2 separate regions of the Mus musculus genome follow, and region 2 is linked to region 1. The links are chromatin contacts, found by POLR2A ChIA-PET in ENCODE. All regions are on one chromosome and are shown on one strand. The core of a region is the stretch at or near the end of the contact, and the rest is flanking DNA. Distances in the headings are between cores, read along the strand shown.

The links. ChIA-PET counts read pairs that join two places held with the same protein, here RNA polymerase II (POLR2A).
Region 2: POLR2A ChIA-PET joins it to region 1 with 17 read pairs in embryonic stem cell. The contact joins the promoter of Slc1a5 here to the promoter of Ccdc9 in region 1. POLR2A ChIA-PET finds 5 or more read pairs at or near these places in 2 of 5 experiments (Patski and embryonic stem cell).

What each region holds. Positions count from the first base shown.
Region 1 is chr7:16,284,653-16,290,059 of GRCm38, forward strand. Ccdc9 (coiled-coil domain containing 9) reads right to left here and starts at 2,128. Exons shown (of 14, transcript NM_001382411.1): 1 at 2,048-2,128.
Region 2 is chr7:16,778,704-16,784,110 of GRCm38, forward strand. It overlaps Slc1a5 (solute carrier family 1 (neutral amino acid transporter), member 5), which reads left to right and starts at 2,643. Exons shown (of 9, transcript NM_009201.2): 1 at 2,643-3,772. The coding sequence starts at 3,198.

The DNA of each region.
Region 1 (5,407 bases), core at 878-3,377:
GTACTTCATCAAGGGAATTCTCAAGTACTAGCCTCGCCTCTCTAAACACAAACCCCGCCCTTCAGTTCTAGATCCACCCATGCAATTAGTCAGACCCACCTTGGGAAAATTCTGACCCACCCCTGTAACTCATACTAATTCCTCCAAAGGCGTCAGTCCAGGCTCCATTTCCTATGACAATTTTAGCCAGGATCTGGATCTCAATAGGTCAGCTACAATCTTTCCTTCCAACCTGCAAAAGTTACTTCTAGAGGGCCAGAGGGATCTCCTGGAGTAAAGGTGCTTGCTGCAAGCCTGGAGACCTGAGTTCAATCCCCAGGACCCACAAAGGAGGAGAGAAATGATTCCCACCAGTTGTCCTCCGACCTCCATGTGATCCCGCACACATGCACAAAATAAATAAATCATAATGAAAGCCGGACAGTGGTGGCGCACGCCTTTAATCCCAGCACTTGGGAGACAAGAGGCAGGCGGATTTCTGAGTTTGAGGCCAGCCTGGTCTACAGAGTGAGTTCCAGGACAGCCAAGGCTCGAAAAACAAAACAAACAAACAAAAATCATAATGAAAAACGGTTCCAACTCTGTCTGCCCAACACGGACTTTAGTCCATGACTCCCCAGCCCCCAGCATCCTAAAAAGGCACTCATCCTACCAAGGCGGAAAAGATTCAGCAAGCAGGCCCAGGATCCACCGCAGGGGCCTTCCTGGACCAGACTTGACCTTCATAGTGATACTCAAGGCAGATGACAGAACTTCTACAGAGGCTTACAAGAGAAAACTGCCAGCAGCAACCGCATCCCTGACCTGCAAAAACGTCTGTGGTCCCACCCCTACCTAGGGTGAAACTTCAAGCCCCTCCTTTCCCTCCAGACTTCTGGCCCCGCCCACCAAAAATTCACACTCTGGCGCCACCTCCAATTTAACTGGCCCGCCCCCCAACAGACTGGGAAACATTCTGACCCCGCCTCTGAGTTCCCTACTTCCCTGCCTGTGTTTGGCCCCGCTCCCCAGCTCAGTAAAAACTTCCTAACTCTATCCCCGCCATTCGCCATTCTCCACCAGCACCCTAGCCCCACCCGCAAAATCCCTGACATCGTAGCTCCACCTCCACCCAGTCTCAGCCAGCCCCTGGACCCTCCCCTAGCTTCTGGGCAAGAATCAGGACCCAGCACCAGAACCAAAAAACTTTCCTGCCTAGCCCAGGAAGTCTCCGCCCCAAACACTAGTCCCATGCAATAAATAATGTAACCACGCCCTAGTGCAGCAATCAATACCTAAAACACTGAGGACAACATTCCGGCTACACCCCCAGCATCTTGACCAAACCCAGCACAACACCGCAACTCAGTCATCACCTCTTCACTCAAAGCCCAAACCCTGCCCCTTTCCCCACTCCCCTCCAAACTTTGGCCCCGCCCCAAACACATCCACCCCCCCTTAGCTCCACCCCTGGCCCTCATGACCACGCCCTGTGGCACTCCCTACAGCAAAGACTAACTTGTAAGGCCCCAAGCAATACTCTAGCCCCGCCCCCATCTTACTCCGCCCACCATTTTTGACCACTCCCCCAGGTTCACCCGCCTACCGACCAAACTCCACCCCTTACACGCCCCAACACTTTAGCCCCGCCCCCAGTTTCCACCGTGCTAACGCCCAGACTCCGCCTCTTATCCCCATCCTACACTCTTTGATCCCGCCCCCAGCGTCTCCGCCCAACGTCCCGAGCCGGGCCCCTAGTCCTCCAGGCAAAACTCTGGCCCCGCCCCCAGACCGACACAGCGTTGCAAGCCCCGCCCCACTCTGGCAGCCGCCAGGGCTTCGGGCCTGCCAGCACCCGCGCGTCTGGCTCTGCCCACGTGTTCACCGCCCAACCTCAGCACCCCTCAAGCGACACATGTGGGCGTCGGGTTCCCGCCCCCCGCAGAGTACCCTGACCCCGCCCCCGCCGGCGGCTCGCCTCCCAGTCCGCGCGCGTTCACGCTCCCCTCACGTGGGCGACCAGGCCCCGCCCTCTCCGGGCGCGCTCCCGGCCCCCTCCCCCGGTCACCTGTCCCGGAGACCCCGCGGTGTCTGCGACTCCGGCTTCGTCCGCCTTCGCGTCCACAGCTCCCGGGCCTCACTCGTCACTTCCGGCCCGCACCACGTGAAGAGAGGAAATAAGTAGGGCACTTCCGGTCTTGACATCCCATTTCCGGGTGCCTTAAAGGGTCCGCACCCGCTCAGGCTCTGCAGAAGGTAGCAGAAGCCTGTTTCTTCTTTCTGATTTCAGGGATTGGACTGGGGGCACGAGGTGGGACTTGAACCCACAGACATGTAGCCCTAAATCTCTGGGCTCCTTTTTTGGCTTACTGATTTCCGATTTTACTAAGTAGAAATCAGACATTTTACAGGGACCCCAGAAAACCTAAACTGGTTTCATTACCTCTTCTTGCAAATGAAACCTTAATTATAGAAACTGTAACCAATTCATAAAAATAGAAAAAAAAATTTAATCAACTATATAGGGGCTGGAGAGATTGCTCAGTAGTTAAGAACACTGTCTGCTCCTCCAGAGTTCAATCCCCAGCAACCACATGGTGACTCACAACGATCTGTAATGGAATCCAATTCCCTCTTCTGGTCTGTCTGAAGACAGTGACAGTGCACTCACATGAAGTCTTTAAAATATATATATATATATATATTTTTTTTTTTTTTAAATCAACATTATCCAGGCGTGGTGGCACAAGCCTTTGATCCCAGCACTTGGGAGGCAGAGGCAGGCGGATTTCTGAGTTCGAGGCCAGCCTGGTCTACAGAGTGAGTTCCAGGACAGCCAGGACTACACAGAGAAACCCTGTCTTGAAAAAAAAAAAAAAAAAAAAAAGGAAAAAAGTCAACTACAAAGCTGGGCGTCGTGGCAAAATACGTCCACTACAAAAGCAATGTTCTTTCTGATTTGAAGAAGCAACAAAAAGGAGCTAGTAGAATCTTCCAAGTTATTTAAAGCATGCCTTTTTTTGTATTTATAATAATTAAAAATAACTTATCAGATATGTCTATTTTATCAACTGGCAAAACAATAAAAGTACAATAAATTCATATTAAAAAATCAACTATACAAAGCTGGGTGTCATGCCTCTAATTACAGCACTTGGGAGACTGAGGCAGGAGGATTGCCTCGGGGTCAAAAACAGCATGATAGATAGATAGATAGAGAGAGAGAGAGAGAGAGAGAGAGAGAGAGAGAGGGAGGGAGGGAGGGAGGGAGGGAGAGAAAAAGCAGGGTGACATGGCTGAGAGAGTAAAGACACTGGGCCAATTATGACCTCAGTTTGACCCCTGGACTGTCAGGTGCACAACCTCTTCTACCTGTTGAGCAATGTGCTGGCACTTTAATTATTACTTTTTTAAAAAAAAAATATCTGTACTGGCTTGGTTTGTTGTCCTTAACACAAGTTAGAGTCATCAGAGAGGTAGGAGCCTCAGTTGTGAAAATGCTGCCATGTAAGTCACCATGTGGTTGCTGGGGATTGATCCAGCTGTAGGGCATTTTCATAATTAGTGATTGATGGGGGAGGGCCTAGCCCATTGTGAGTGGTGCCTGATCTCTGAACTGATGGTCCTGGGTTCTATAGGAAAGCAGGCTGAGACAGCTGTTGGGAAGCAAACCAGTAAGTACCACTCCTTCATGACCTCTGCATTAACTGCTGCCCCCAGGTTGTAGCTTTTTGGTGTTTGTCTGGAGAGCAAACACACTGGGTTCCTACTCTGATTAAGTTCCTATCCTGACTTTCTCCAATGATGGATTTTGATATGAAAACCAACCAAATAAACCCTTTACTCCCAACTTGCTTTCTGGTCACGTGTTGCATCTCAGCAATAAAATGTTGACTAAGACAATATCTCAGTTGGCCCCAAACTCCTGACTCTCCTGCTTCAGCCTCTTCAGTGCTAGGGTAGGATTACAGGTCTGAGCAGCTCTGCCCACCAAACTGACCACCTTAAGCTGCTGTAAGATATCCCATCTGACAAATGGCCACAATATGTCCAACCTGTCTCATGGGTGTTAGAGTTATTTCTGTTAGCAGGAATTGCCAACAATACTTCACTGAAATTCAACAGGGGCAACTCTGCCTGTCTGCCTGTCTGTCTGTGTACCTGCTTGCCTGCCTACATGCCTGTCTGTGTGCCTGTGTGCCTGTGTGCCTGTGTGCCTGTGTGCCTGTCTGTCTGTGTACCTGCTTGCCTGCCTACATGCCTGCATGCCTGTCTGTGTGCCTGCCTGCCTGTTTGCCTGTGTGTGTGTGTGTGTGTGTGTGTGTGTGTGTGTGTGTGTGTGTGTGTGTTGTACACAAAGCAGGCTCGTGACCAGGTTCTGTCACTTAGCTACATCTGCAGTCTAATTTTGTTGTTCTTTTGTTTTTCTTTTAAACAGAAACATAAGCTGGCCCTGGGCAGTGGTGGTGAGCACCTTAAATCCCAACACTAAGGAGGCTAAATGGGAGTTCAAGGCCAGCCTGTTCTACATAGTGAGTTTCAGGACAGCCAGAGCTACACAGAAAGACCCTATCTCACAAAATGTTTATGTGTATGTGTGTGTGTTGGGGGGGTTCACCTGCATGTATTTCTGTGTACCACTTGAGAGTCATCATGTGGGTGCTGGAAACTGAACTTGGTTCCCCTACAAAAGTATTTCTTGCTGGGCATGGTGGCACATGCCTTTAATCCCAGCACTTGGGAGGCAGAGGATTTCTGAGTTCGAGGCCAGCCTGATCTACAGAATGAGTTCCAGGACAGCCAGAGAAACCCTGTCTCAAAAAAACAAACAAACAAACAAACAAAAGTATTTCTTTTCCTTTTTTCTTTTGGTTTTTCGAGACAGGGTTTCTCTGAGTAGCCCTGGCTGTCCTGGAACTCATTCTGTAGACAACACTGGCCTCGAACTCAGAAATCCGCCTGCCTCTGCCTCCCGAGTGCTGGGATAAAGGCGTGTGCCACCACTGCCAGGCATTACAAAGGTATTAAGCACTCTTTTTTCTTTTAAGATTTATTTATTTCCGGGGCCTAGCAAACACAGAAGTGGATGCTCACAGTCAGCTATTGGATGGAACACAGGGCCCCCAATGGAGGAGCTAGAGAAAGTACCCAAGGAGCTAAAGGGAACTGCAACCCTATAGGTGGAAAAACATTATGAACTAACCAGTACCCCAGAGCTCTTGACTCTAGCTGCATATGTATCAAAAGATGGCCTAGTCGGCCATCACTGGAAAGAGAGGCCCATTGGACTTGCAAACTTTATATGCCCCAGTACAGGGGAACGCCAGGGCCAAAAAGGGGGAGTGGGTGGGTAGGGGAGTGGGGGGGAGTGTATTGGGGACTTTTTGGATAGTATTGGAAATGTAAATGAGGAAAATACCTAATTAAA
Region 2 (5,407 bases), core at 1,393-3,892, 490 kb after region 1:
TGTTCTGGCACTGAGCTGTATTTATAGGCCCTATTTTTTTTTTTTTTTTAATTTTAAACACTCACTGTATAGCCCAGGCTAGACTCTGTCAGAATCTCTTATGCAATGTATGGAAGCATCCATCACTTGTCAATAAAATGCAGTTGACCAAGCCGGGCATGGTGGCCCACGCCTTTAATTCCAGCACTTGGGAAGCAGAGGCAGGCAGATTTCTGAGTTCGAGGCCAGCCTGGGCTACAAAGTGAGTTCCAGGACAGCCAAGGCTATACAGAGAAACCGTGTCTCAAAAAACAAAAACAAAAACAAAAACAAAACAAAAAACAACAACAACAAAATGCCTAGGCAGGAAATGGGGAGGTGGAAGTTCTGTATAGAGAGGATTTCTGGGATAGAGTCAGACACTGGAGATCACCCTAAACTCTGAGGAAGATGGTCACATGAACCTGAGGAGAGAAAAGTAGCCACATGGTAGCACTTAGAAGAAGATAAACAGTATAATTGAGTTAGGGGCTAGTGGGAACAAATAAGCCAAAGCCTCTGGCCCGGGCAACTATTCATAAGAATTCAGTTTCAGAGTCGTCGTTTGTGATCTGGGGGTGGGGGGAGCCTGCAGTCACATCCCTCCACGCGCTAGCCAGGCTGCTTCAGTGGGTATGGACTAGGTTCCACAGCAATCACAAAGGGTCCCCACTGCCTGCTGGGTTACAAAGAGGAGGGTTTAGATGCTGGAGAGCTGGCTGCTCTTCCAAAGGACCCTGTTTCACTTCACAGCACCCACATGGCGGCTCACAACCATCTGTGACTACAGATCTAACCAATTCAATGCCCTCTTTCAGCCTCTAGGGATATCAGACACATATGGCACACAGACACAGATGCCTGTGAAACACCCATACATGTAAAATAATAAGATGAAAATAAAATAAAATGAAATAAAACACAGAAGCAAAGGTTTATTGCTCAGCCATTCGTGTTATGTCGGATTCTAATAGATCTGCCCTGCCTCTCTCCTCCCTTGCTTCTTCCTTCCCTTCCTTCCTTCTCCCCACTCTCTCCCTTCTTTGAGAAAAGATAATAATACATTCTTTTCCAGTAAATTCAAAAATTAACAACACTATCCTTCAAAAGCTATGATGGAGCCGGGTGGTGGTGGTGGTGGTGGTGGTGGTGGCGGCACATGCCTTTAATACCAGCAGGGAGGCAGAGGCAGGTGGATTTTGGAGTTCAAGGCCAGTCTGGTCTACAGAGCAAGTTCTAGGATAGTCAGAGTCACACGAAGAAACCCTGCTTCCTTCTCCAACAAGCCCTCCCTGCCCTCTCTCAGGCTAGCCTTTCCCAGCAGCCCCTCATTCCCATCTTTACTCTGATGTCTGTGGCCCAGGCTGGTCATGACCTTGGAATCCTTCCATAGTTGGGATTGCAGTCCTGAGAGCTGCGGGTGAGCGCCTGGTAGAACAGACTGAGCCCTGTAGCCTCCTTTGCTCCACCTCCAGGCAAGCTCCAGACTTTCCAAAAGAGCCATTCTTCAGGGCGTTTCTCAAGTGGTCAACAGAGTTCAGGAAGGGACTCTTGGCTGTCCTCCTCCTTCAGCCCAGCCTCTCACTACCCTGCTTCACCCTTTGGGAAGCCCCAGACCTTTCTCCCACTGATGAAATCACAAGGAATCCGGGTAGGAGGTTGGGCCAAAGAGCTGGCTGGAACCAGTTTGAGTATTTCTCTTACTAGGGGCAGGCAGTGGGGCAGAACGCTCCTAGCCAATCCTGATCCACAAACTTCAGCCTCATTTTCCCCACCCTACATGTCCCAAAGATTCTGGATTCAGCAGACCTCTTTCCTCCTCCTCTTCCTCCTCCTCCTCCTCCTCCTCTCTAAGTCTGTTATTCTTACAGTTGATGGGTAACAGTGTCTAAACTAAGAATGTTTGTGGTGAACTGGCCATTTAAATATTTTTTGCTACATTTATTTATATATTTGTTTATTTGTGTGTGTTGCATGTGCCATGCTCCTGTGGGGAGGACCCAATCTGTGACTATCTGAGGAAAGAGACTGGGTTGCAGCTCAAGCATGAGGGCCTGAGTTCAAATCCCCCACATTCAATGTTGGGGCCTACTGGCCCCTCCTCCCTCCCTTTCCCCAATTTGTTTCTACAGACTGGGTTTCTTTTTCTTTATGTAGCCCTGGCAGCCCTAGAACTCGCTCTGTAGACCAACCAAGGCTGATCTTGAACTCACAGAGATCTATCTGCCTGCCTCTGCCTCCTGAGAGCAGGGATTAAAGGTGTGTGCCACTCATCTGTCTGCCCTTTCTAGGGGTCCTTCTGTGGAATATCAGATATGATCCACAATTAGATTCTTTTGACCAGTGGTGAGGTGCGTGTGGGTGGGTGTGGGTTGGATAGTTTCCCAACGCCCCGCCCCTTTTGGAGGCTTTGCACCCTTTCTGGCTCGATGCCCTTGCCCCGGCCCCGCCCCTGGCTATGCATTGTTATTCACCCTAGGTTGCCCACTGTGATCTTGGCTCCGCCCCTCGCTCGCCACCTGGCGCCGAATGTTCCATAACCAATCAGCGCTTGCGGGACGGCCTCCGCCTTTTCAAGTCCCGCCCTCCGCTTTTTCAAGTCACGCCCCTCCGCCTTTAATCCTGGTCGCTTCCGTCTAGCAGCCTCAGAGACACGCGGCGCGGCCTGGGAGGTTTCTCCTTGGCGCCACTTTCCATATCCCCCGGGCTGCTTCCTATTTGCATCTGGAAATTTGATTTTTCTCTCCAGAGCCCGAAACGCTCGGTCCACTCCTTCTAGGGCTCCAGTACCCAAGAGTCCGAGAGCCAGGCGTCCTAATCCTGGGATCTCGGTCTCCCGGAGCAAGGCATCCCGGATCTATGCCACTTGGGTTGAGCTTCCTGAAGACCTCAGCTACCTGAGTTTCCTTACTCCTTCAGGGAGTCAAAGAACCCTCTGAAGAGCTGTTCCCTACTCCAACAAGGCGCTCTCAACTCCCAGTTTTCGGGGATTCGACATCACCAGGAAAAATAAAGGGATCTCCGCATACAGCTCAGGGAGCCTAGGACCCTCCAGTTTCCGAGATCCGGTGGACGCATAACTTCAAGGACCGCTGCAAAGTTTCAGCCTCCATTCTCGGTCCTAAGGACGTCACACCTAGTCTCCAGGCTCACAAGGAACCTCCCTGTTACGGCTCAGCATGGCAGTGGATCCCCCTAAGGCTGACCCCAAAGGGGTAGTAGCGGTGGATTCCACCGCGAACGGTGGCCCCGCGCTGGGATCCAGAGAGGACCAGAGTGCGAAAGCAGGTGGTTGCTGCGGTTCCCGTGACCGGGTGCGCCGCTGCATTCGCGCCAACCTGCTGGTGCTGCTCACGGTGGCTGCGGTGGTGGCTGGCGTGGGGCTGGGGCTGGGGGTCTCGGCGGCGGGCGGTGCTGACGCGCTGGGTCCCGCGCGCTTGACCGCTTTCGCCTTCCCGGGAGAGCTGCTGCTGCGTCTGCTGAAGATGATCATCCTGCCGCTCGTGGTGTGCAGCCTGATCGGAGGTGCAGCCAGCTTGGACCCTAGCGCGCTCGGTCGTGTGGGCGCCTGGGCGCTGCTCTTTTTCCTGGTCACCACACTGCTCGCGTCGGCGCTCGGCGTGGGTTTGGCCCTGGCGCTGAAGCCGGGCGCCGCCGTTACCGCCATCACCTCCATCAACGACTCTGTTGTAGACCCCTGTGCCCGCAGTGCACCAACCAAAGAGGTGCTGGATTCCTTTCTAGATCTCGTGAGGTACGTTCCCGCCAGGCAGTGGGGTGGTTAGGGGCCAGTGCAAGCGTGCAATCTTTCTGCTTTACCCCCTCTGAGTACAGGGATTACCCGTGTGTGCCGCCACTAGTCACCAAGGTTGAGTCCTCCAGATTGAGTCATGCCTTCTAGAATCTAGGAAAATAAGGTAACGGTGACAGGACCGCTAACATCTTGGAAGGGTGAACTTTTACGGAAGTTCTCCAAATTTGGGGGCGGGCCTAAACATGGAGGGCTTTTAGAGGAAGGAAAAATAATAAGCCTTCTTAGTCTTGTTACGCTTTTTGGAGACAGTACAGGGTCTCGTACAGCCAAGCCTGTCCTTGAACTCTCCTTAGCGCCCTACCTCCATCACCCTAGTGGCTGGGATGAAGGAGCATCATTTAGCTTACTGAAAACAAGTCTGCTACAAGTATCTCAGGCTGCTCTCTTGCCTCGGCCTCCTTCCTTGGCTTGCAAGGGAAGTGTTATAAAAGATACAAGGACTGCCCTAAGAAGAGCCACCCCCCCCCCATGAAAGTTATGAAGAACCACAAAAACAAACAAACAAGAACGTTGTGCAAACTTCTGGAGGGATTCTTTTGTGGCAGAGGGGCAGAGATGAGGCTCCTGGATAAGGATTTGGACCCAGGGTCTGTGACCTTTTCACTCCTATGAGCCGGTGGAGGCCCAATGGTGATGTGAGAGGCTGCCTGATTCCCAGCGATAGGAGTGTGCTCGAATGTCCCCGGAACACAGCTTCTTGTTCCCTCTAACCCTACTTGGTTCACCTGGGCCAGGCAGTCAGACTTCCGGTGCCTTCGCCCTCCCTGCCCTACCATCTCATTTCCTCTTGTATGTCCCCTTCAGTGCCTTCCCCAAAGCAGAGAGTGACATTTTATCCTTGTACCCTTCCCACTTTGGAGGACTCTAGACTCCCGGTCCACGTGGTCCTGCCATGAGGGCCTCTGATTCAGTATCTTCAGATTGGGGACTTCCTGGAAGGAAGAGAGAAGTGAGGTGGGTGGGGTGGTGGGGATGTGGAAACCGTGAGTCAGAAAACCGGGCATCCTCTGCTTCTGGGCCATCGTATGGGATGACATGAAGGGTTGTGCCCTTGGTGTCCGTATTGAGGATGCCTTCTGGCTGATGGAGATTAGCTGGATCCTGGGCCCTGCCCTGGGTGGCGAGGCGGCACACCCACCTTCAGGCTGTTTGTGAGCTGAGGCTTTTCCTCCCAGGCAAGCTCAAAACAGCTGGAACTCACACTCTCTAGGCCAGGATACTTCACGCCCAGCTTTCAAGCATGTAAACCTAGGCACTGAGAAGCCCGCGTGGCCTTAAACCAGCTGGGAGGCACACATACAACCCACGAGGGACTGGATACTCTTTACGCTTTTATTTTATGTGTGTGAGTGTCTTGCCTGCGTGTATGTGTGTGCGTTACATGTGTGCCTGGTGCCTGCAGATGCCGAAAGAGGTTATTGGATTCCCTGGGACTGAAGTTAGAGGTCGTTGTAAGCTGCCATATGCATGCTGGGAATCTTCATCTAGCTCCCCTGACCCCCCAGTCTCCCGCACAGGACCACTTTCTTTTAAGGTGTTTTGTTTTGTTTTTTTCCCGGGCAGGGGGAGGGATTG